3 separate regions of the Mus musculus genome follow, and all the other regions are linked to region 1. Evidence: chromatin contacts called from ENCODE Hi-C or POLR2A ChIA-PET data. All regions are on one chromosome and are shown on one strand. Each heading gives the region's core, a stretch centred on a gene start or an enhancer-like site at or near the end of the contact. The rest is flanking DNA. Distances are from core to core; before and after follow the strand shown. Region 1 overlaps Sipa1l2 (signal-induced proliferation-associated 1 like 2). Region 2 overlaps Sipa1l2 (signal-induced proliferation-associated 1 like 2). Region 3 holds the start of Sipa1l2 (signal-induced proliferation-associated 1 like 2).

Region 1 (2,848 bases), core at 167-2,666:
GCCCCTGGTGCTGTCTCCCAAGTTCACTAGCATCTCACTGCACCGTCTCTGTCACCACTGACTGAGAGACTTCTCACTCAATTATTGATTTTCCTGCCAATTAATTACCATAGCGGGAGTCACTCGGGCTTAGCTTCGCAGGGATTTTCTCCTCAGTCTCCTTTCTGGAGTCGGGGGAGGGAGGAGGGATCAAAATAATTGAAACCCTGAGGATGAGACAAGTTCTAAAAAACATCTTCTGCATAACTTGCAAACAGTTCAGTTGTCACCAGACACTTGAGTGGGCACAGACTTGTTTCCTACTTGGTCCCAGGCTTGGATGTTTTCCAGGGAGAAATTTGCTCAATCCTGCCAACAACTTTACTACACGAATCCCAGGAGAAATGAGGTTTTTCTGCGTCCAAGGGAGGGATGCTGAGTGACTGTGTCTGGTTCATAAAAGTGAGATGCGTGAGGTACACGCATGAGAAAAAGAAACAATTTCTCACTATCACCTCCAAAGGAAAGGCGGATTTACTTCCTGAAGTACTGACTGCTCGGCCAACGGTGCTTCCTGATGCGAGACTTATGGGGTGACAGGGATGCCACACACAGAGATGCAGCATGTCTCCGGCAAAGGCTTCCTCCACAGGGTCTCCTGAGTCCATGGGGGTATGTGTGTGATCCACACACCCAGTACTTCCCACTCTCCCACCCTATGCCTCACCAGGGAACTGAGACCCCAGGACACACAATGTGACAGGCCACCCCATCTCCTGATGTGGCTTTACTGTGAAATGCCCCCCACAGGCTCAGGAACATCAGGCCTCCAGCTGATGGCTTTGTTTTGGGAGGTTAGGAACCTTTAGGAGGTGGGGCTTCATAGGAGGAAGCAGGTTTCTAGCCTTGAGGTTTATAGCCCAACCCTCTTCCTGTCTGGTCTTTACTTCCTGGTCCACTGAGATGAAAGCAAGCAGCTAGGTGCTCTTGCTGCATGCCTTGCCCCCGTGACAGACCAGATCTTTCCAGTGTGGAAGCAAAAGTCCTTCCTCCATTAAGTTGCTTCTGTCCACAACCACAGCAACAAGAATAGTAATGAATCCCTCTGCCAAGTCTACCCTCACTCCAGGGTTTTACCACTGCCTGCTTCTGCGGCCTGTCTCAGGAATGCCCACAAGAACTAAGCTTCAACAACTGACAGCAAGATACATCAAGGGGAAATTTATATTTGCACACAGCCTGAGTTTGAGACAGTAAACAAGTTACCAAAGCTCAATACAACTAAAGGAGAAAGAAACTTAGTTCACTGAGAACAAGGCAACAGCAAGGCTGACAGAGGAGGAGAGCAAGCCTGTGCTCAGACGCTCTTCTGGAAGGGGGAGGGAGCACACAGAAAAGACAGTGGACTCGACAGCCACGTGAATCAAACGCCAGCATCTCCTCCAGAAGCTGAGCTTGGCCAGGAGCTGTGCACAGCCAGAAGCTGTAGTCAGGAGCTGTGCACAGCCAGAGGCCAGCCTGTAGAAGCAGCTACTCACCAACAGCCGCTCCTCCCTAGGCCTGGCTGCTCCACAAGAAAGCTGGAATGAGACCCTGTACTTCCTGAACACCAGAGAGAGACACGATGTCCAGTGTGGTGCACATGCACCAGGTCAGTAGCCAGGGGCAACCGAGATCTACCAGGTGCGCATGCAGGCAAACAGGCCAGGCTTCCAGGCTGTCTCCATGCAATGTACAACATAGAAAAGGCAATGAACCTCGGCCCCTCTGGAGGTCTAGCAGAGAAAAAAAGCCCAGTAACTCAGTGTATGTGGGGTGGGAGTGGTGCTCTTGGTCCTGGACTACAGACAACAGAGGGTGAACTGCAGAGGCCCCTGCCTTCTGTGGGCCCTGCCTTCAGATGCTGGTCTAAAGGATGGGTAACCAGGGGCATCTGAATGGGAAGATGTGGTAATGAAAAGTTAGCAGCTGCCTGCCTGGAGCTCAAGTATTTTGGACGCTCCCGTTTCCCAGACTAAACCAGAAAATTATCCAGCTATTTGCACTGCAGAGCAGAGGTGCCCAATGGTGGTAGTAAAGTTTTCCACTAGAGCAGGTCAGAGATGGAGCCACCCCCGTGGGAGTTGCACTGACCAGGCAGCCCAAGGCTGTTGTAACTGCACAGCGGATGTGAGCTGTGCCAGCTCTGACCCCATCTGCCTGATAGGCTTTGGAATCCCCAGGGAACTGCCTCTGCAGCCTAGGATGCAGTTGGTTGGGTCCACGTGCCATCCACGGGCAGAGCTGTGCTTGGACTCTAACCCGTGTCTGGTGGGAACCCGCGTTGCTTCTACAGTACTTTTGTCTTGTAAGCCCTTTCTCTGGCTAGCTACCAACAGCGAGGGCTTTCTCTTAGTGCTCTCTCTCTCTCTCTCTCTCTCTCTCTCTCTCTCTCTCTTCTCTGTGAGAACCAAGTAGAACAAGTACACTTTTCATGTCCCAAGTGTGTGTGTGTGTGTGTGTGTGTGTGTGCATGTACACACTCATATGAAGACCAGGGATCACCATAGGGTGTTGTTCCCCATTGACCTTGCTTTCTGAGACAGTCTATCAACGGACCTGGAGTTCAGGGTTAGGCTAAGGACTCTGCCTGTCTCTGCTTCCCAGGACTGTGGCTTTTTTTATCTGGGTCCTGGGGTCAGTCAGGCCTCATACTTCCACAGCAAGCATTTGCAGACTAACCTGTCTTCCTAACCCTTTCCCATTCTCACTTTTAATTTCCTAAAATATGTTCAGACACTCACGAAGAAATGCAACACAGTTGAAATGGCAAGACTCTTGGCCTCTAAGGCCACCTGTCATGGAAGGCCACTCCCATAGACTCTGCGCC
Region 2 (2,848 bases), core at 193-2,692, 43 kb before region 1:
AGAGAAGACCACACACACACACACACACACACACACACACACACACACACACGAAATGCACAACACCCATGTGGTGAGACAGGCACTACTCTAAGTCCTTTGCAGGGTGTCCCTGAATCCTTAGCTCATCTTGAAGACAGCATTGGGTGGGCTAGGAATCACTAATGTTCTCCATCTGGCCCTTTCACAGCCCTGGGTTATTAAGCACGGACTTCCACAGACGGGCACTTCAGCCTTGGCAAAGGGGTAGTTCCTGAGTTCCCAGACACTAAATAGGAACGTGGTGTTGAGGTGGGGTGGATAGTGCAGGATTTCTGTTTATTAGACTGGCTGCTGAACTTAGGATCTTGCGCATGGGAGGCAAGCGTTGCACAAACACCTCCAGCTCCAACCCAGTGTGAAACTCTCTGACTGCAGCATCCTTCATTCTCAGTGCTGCAGAGGAAGGCAAGCACTGGAGAGAAGGGAGCTGGGTGGGGGCTTGTGGGAGATGATGAAGACGTGAACCCAGATAATATGAGGCTCCCCTGGAGCAGCTTAGTTTGGGCAGTGCCACTGCCACCACGAGGGAGCCTCATGCCACTCTCTTGCCCCCTGCTTCTTCCAAGTTGCCTCCACCGCTGAAGAAAGTCAAATGTGTCCTGTCAGATGCCATTTTATATAGGAAGGAGATGGGGAAGGAGAAAGGAAAGGGGAAACTGAAAGACGGAAGAAAAAGTGAGGCAGGGAAGGAGCGAGGGGAGGGGAGCTTGAAGCAAGCACTGTCAACCTGACAAGCTGAAAGACTGACCTGTGGGCACACCTGTGGGGACAGTCTTCATTACAGTAACTGACATAGGAAGAGCCATCTTAATTGTGAGTGGGACCACTCCTGGGCTGGGTAAAATGGAGTGGACATACTGGATACTGGCTCTCACTCATTCCTCTCTGTTTCCTGACTGCTTCAAGCTCCTGCTGTCCAGATTTCCCATTCATGATAGATCCTACTTATCTGTGAGTTAAAATAGACTCTTTCTCCCTAAGGTTGCATTTGTCAGAGTATTTCAACATCGCAGCAGGGAAGAAGCTAAGTGGGCAGAGGGAGAGCATGGAGGAAAGCATGGAGGGAGAGCATGGAGGGAGAGAGAGCATGGAGGGAGGGAGAGCATGGAGGGAGGGAGAGCATGGAGGGAGGGAGAGCATGGAGGGAGGGAGAGCATGGAGGGAGGGAGAGCATGGAGGGAGGGAGAGCATGGAGGGAGGGAGAGCATGGAGGGAGGGAGAGCATGGAGGGAGGGAGAGCAAGGGCTCACAGCTGTTGGCCTCATCCTCTCTGAAACACACCCCTGAGGCTCTGGGGTTAAGCTTGTCTCTACACTTGAATCCTCAGGACTCTAGCCACCAATGTCTGGTCCCTAATGACTCCTGCTCTTAATTATATCTCAAGTAGCCCTGAGGAAGCAGGAGTCTCCTCTACACTGAAGCCTGGCAGCTTTCCTCTGAGGCCACTCCCCCTCAGCTGGGCTTCCCAGGCTTCCTCCCAGTGAGAAACCAGGGCCTTTGGTGCATTTCCTTATTCTGTGGGCTTCACAGGACAGTCTAGAACTCAGATTTCCAGCTACTTCCTAGGTCCTCGGCCTAGCCCCCAGTCAGAAATGAATCCAAGAGTCTTGCACTGCCAGCCAGCACGGCTACATCTCCTTACCATACACTCCAGGGTGTGTACACACAAGCTATTTCTGGGAGCTGATTAACTTATTTCTTTACCAACCTAAATAGTCTGAGAGCATTGCTTCCAAAGCTCTCCAGTGTCTCCATCATCAATCAGAGAGGGCAGAGGTCACTGGAGAGAGGTCTACACAAGTGACAGAAAAGCCAGATTAGAAATCACTTCCTGCAACAGACTCCAAGGCCATTAACAAGTCCAGTGGTGCCATCAGTCAGGGGCAGTAAACTTGGCTCCTCTCATACACACTCTGGAGGTGAGATGGACGCACTTGAGTGGGAGCTGTTAAGCTTTTGCACACTAGGACCTGAGAACCTTTCCTCCTGAAGGCCCAACTCTCCAGCACTCAGCCTGGATGCTAAGCCACTTACAGACTTGATTTCATGTGCCAGCTTCTAGCTATAACAAGTCTTGGGGAGGAAGCATGTTTTGCTGAGGTCATTTTCGAAAGCCAAAAGCAACTAGCTGTCTTCTTCCTTTCCAGAGTTCCTACGTAAGGGAGGGCACGACATGGGGGTGTCAGTCAGAGGTTCTGGGCTTTCCTGTGACAAGGACTGAACTCAAACAGGAGAGCTGGGAACAGGGAAAGGAGCATTCTGGTGACAAAGCCTGTGTCGCACACAGATGGTCAGACAGAGAAAAGTGGAAATAATTTATTCTATACTATATGAAAGATGTCCCGAACAACGGCAGAAGGAAGCCTAACTCTGTACCTGCTCATGTGAGCCACACACATCTGGTCAACTCAGAATTCTTTCAGCAGGGACTTGGGCATATCCAGCCTATGAATTAACGAGGCAAGAGCAGAGAATGGTGGGGAACCCACAGAGTTATCCAGCTACACAGTGCAAGGAGCGACACAGAGGACAACACAGGATGGATGTAACCACAGGACACTTAGTAAGGGGGTAAAGTTTAAATAAAGCTCGATGTCAGAGGGGAGGAAGCATGCCCTTGGTGAGAGCTGTCCAGGTGACGGGTACCGAGGAAGCTGCTCTAAAGCAGAAAGGCCCACGGCAGTGCCTGAAGCCTGGGATGATTTCAACGTCTCCCACAGGCTCATGCTAAACAACGGGTCTGTAGCTGGTGGTGCTACTATGGAGGGCCCTAGAAACTTTACAAGGTAGAACTTTGCCGGAAGAG
Region 3 (2,848 bases), core at 95-2,594, 38 kb after region 1:
TCTTCCTCAAATGCTGCCGGTCAACCCTTAGGCATGAACAGCCTCACACGCGCCCAAAACTGAAGATAGACTATTCTTCCCCCCTCCCAACCACCCTCCACCCCCTGCAATAGATCCCATTGCTGCCTGTTCCGGAAACCGCTCCAGCTAGCCATAAACAGCATGTCGAAATCTATGCAGCTCTTATCACCAAACCCACCCAAGAACTCCACATTCTCCAAAGACATCAAGACCTCCGCGATGCAGAGCCCAGTAACAAGCAGCTCGCTCATTCGTAGTCACCTCTGGTCGCTAGAGATCAAAGCCCACTTTCCATATTTGAAAAAAGAAATATAATAACCAGTTTAAGCCTTACAGGGGAGTACTATGTTTCAAATAAAGCAGCAGTTTGGGATAGTTTCTTCCTTTCATTCCAATTTGTAAGACGTTAAATAAATAAATAAATCCCAGCCTAGACTGCAGACGCAGGAAACTCAAGCGGGCAGCGGACTAAAATGCCTGTCATAAGAAAGCCATCTAGTGTTAAAGTTTAGAAGTGAAACCGCAGACAAAAGGAACATTTCTGGGACTATTTTGAAGTTACTGGGGAAAACCAATGAGAATAACCAAGACGCCCCGTTTTCTGCGGATGACTTGGGTTTTGGGGTGTTCTGCATTCTGCCTTTCCCCCTCGCTGTTTGGCCTTCTTTCTCAAAGCCATCCTTGCGCAGACCGAGGCAACTCCAAGCAGAACCCGAAGCGCCTAAGACCTGTTTTGACCAAAATCAGGTATCGCCCAGCCCCAATTCGTGAGGACGCACTTGCTGTCCGTTCGCCCGTGCTGACGTTGGCCCGGACTGAATTAATGTAGCCGAAGATGGTTAATGACGACAAACGTCTCCCCAAGGGGTGACGCCAAGTTGTCCTCGGCTTTCGCTCTCCGGGAGACGAGCCGAAATTGATTCTCGGGATTCTGCGACCAGGCTCAAATGAATGTGCCGGCGCTGCCGGTCGCTTCCCGACCGCGGTCCTCACCCGCGGAGACGCGAGCCCGCGCGTACAAAGGAGCGGGAGTCCCGGGGGAGCGGCCCGCAAGTTGCGCGCAGCCGGGCAGGTCCGGTCCCTGCGCCCTGCACCCCGCACCCCCCGGCACGCACCTCGGAGCCGCGGTCCTCTGGACCCCGCCAGGGCCGGCGCGCAGAAGCCAGGGCCTCGCCGCCCGCCGCCGTCCCGCGCTACCCATGGGCGCGCTCCCCGCGCGGCCGTTGCGCCCGCGGCTCGAGCTGTCGCCAGGCGCCGCGCTGCGTCCTCGGCCGCCCGGCTCCGTCTGCAGCCGGCTCCCGCCGCCGCCGCCCGCCCCGGCACCGCCCCCACGCGCTCCGCCCCCGCCTATTGGCCGGTGCCCCGAAAGACCCCACCCCGAGCGCGCCGCCCCCTCTCATTGGCCGGTGGCCGGACGGTCCCCGCCCCTAAAGCTCCGCCCACGCCCATTGGCCAACCGGACAGGCCCCGCCCCGAGCGCTCCGCCCACGCCCATTGGCGCGCCTCCTGGCCAGACTCGCCCCTCGCGGTCGGGCGCGCGCGAGCGCGAGCGTCCTCGGAGAGCGATTCTCCAGGTCGCGGCGAGCGCGAGGCCTCGGCTTACGGGGACAGGCGGCCGGCTTCGGAGTGCTCGCGAGCCCGGGTGCCCTCGGAACGACCGGTGCTCTCCGGGTGTGGACTCTCATTCGTACATGCTCGCACCATGTCCGGACCCTTGAGAGTCACCACGGCCTGGCGAAGCCCGAGGGACGGACTTGACGCAAAAGTGCAAGCTGTAGTCGCGCGGGCCGGGGAACCTGAGCCAGGAGCGATGCACGAGCGGGCCCACGCCTGCTCTCGGTGTTCCGGCCCTGTCTACCCCCTTTACCCCCAACCGCCGGGAGCCTCACCTGCGGCCGGCTGCAGAAGAGCGGCGTTGGGCTCTATTTTGAGATGCACGGGCAGGAGGAGTAAATAAGGCCGGAGCAGGTGGCAGAGCTGGCTCCACCTTACGTCCCCAGAGTCCTGAAATGGTTTGTTTGGGACTTTGAACTCCTCCCTGGAAGAGATAATGTTAATAATGTTATCTCTCCTTCCCTGTCGCAGTGCTTCCTACTACGAGCACACATCCTGGTGAAGTTTAAACAGTGGGTCCCCACCCAAGCTGCATTTCTCTGCGTGCACATTGTCCAATCTCTTATATATCATTTTAAATACAGGTGTAATGCGTAGGAATGGGCCTTGTAAAACATGCCAGCAACCTGTATATGACATTATGCTCCTGAGATTTCCAGGTTTTGAGGTCTTTCTGGATGGTCTCCCTATACCTACCGTTTGCAGAAGTTGTGTATGCATTCCACAAACATGAAGTCTGAGAAAAGTCCTGTGCTGCAGTGCTTTCTGGGAAACTTTTTACCAGACCCTGCTCTGTGCTTGGGGGTGAGGTGGGGGAGGGGGCAGATTAAACCGGGGCAGAGACTGTGGAATACAGCGCCAGAGAGGAAGGCAGGGCGTGGCTGCGGGCTCAGGTATCTTACAGAAACAAATATAAAATGCCTCTTTTGGCGAAGGTACGGAGATTGCTGGGGTTTCCAAGAAAAATACCAGCCATGAGGCATTCAACGGAGCTTGTCTAAAAGCCAGCGTGAGTCAGATTCCTCAGAAGTTAAGGGCGTTCTCTGCTTTTGCCAAGGACCTGGCTTCTGTACCAGGCTCTCAGTGGCAACTTACAACCATCTGTAACTCCAGGTTCAGAGGATCAGAGGCCCTCTTCTGGCTTCTCTGGTCATTGCAGCCATGCTGTGGACATACATGACTTCAAGCAATCTCTCAAGCAAATGAAAGCTAG

What was found. A loop is a pair of places that touch in the nucleus more often than their neighbours do. ChIA-PET counts read pairs that join two places held with the same protein, here RNA polymerase II (POLR2A).
Region 2: a loop to region 1 is called in a map of heart, with 2.0 times the contacts of the local background. The contact joins two enhancer-like sites. A Hi-C loop is called at or near these places in 2 of 37 maps with a recorded cell type or tissue (both heart). POLR2A ChIA-PET finds 5 or more read pairs at or near these places in 3 of 5 experiments (all embryonic stem cell).
Region 3: a map of heart shows a loop between it and region 1 (3-fold over the local background). The contact joins the promoter of Sipa1l2 here to the enhancer-like site in region 1. A Hi-C loop is called at or near these places in 5 of 37 maps with a recorded cell type or tissue (heart and left cerebral cortex). POLR2A ChIA-PET finds 5 or more read pairs at or near these places in 4 of 5 experiments (Patski and embryonic stem cell).

Annotation. Positions count from the first base shown.
Region 1 is chr8:125,530,920-125,533,767 of GRCm38, forward strand. All of the region lies in intron 1 of Sipa1l2 (signal-induced proliferation-associated 1 like 2), which reads right to left. All of the region lies in intron 2 of 4930566D17Rik (a long non-coding RNA gene), which reads left to right. Among named protein-coding and RNA genes, the nearest start is that of 4930566D17Rik, 10 kb to the left of the region's middle. Within about 2 kb of position 1,417, at least 1 of the 3 ENCODE cell types and tissues checked has a DNase peak (open chromatin) inside an H3K27ac peak, as active enhancers do; it is heart, where a contact is called at or near this core.
Region 2 is chr8:125,487,494-125,490,341 of GRCm38, forward strand. The region is part of intron 3 of Sipa1l2 (signal-induced proliferation-associated 1 like 2); the gene reads right to left. Among named protein-coding and RNA genes, the nearest start is that of 4930566D17Rik, 33 kb to the right of the region's middle. Within about 2 kb of position 1,443, at least 1 of the 3 ENCODE cell types and tissues checked has a DNase peak (open chromatin) inside an H3K27ac peak, as active enhancers do; it is heart, where a contact is called at or near this core.
Region 3 is chr8:125,568,519-125,571,366 of GRCm38, forward strand. It overlaps Sipa1l2 (signal-induced proliferation-associated 1 like 2), which reads right to left and starts at 1,345. Exons shown (of 22, transcript NM_001357372.1): 1 at 1,137-1,345.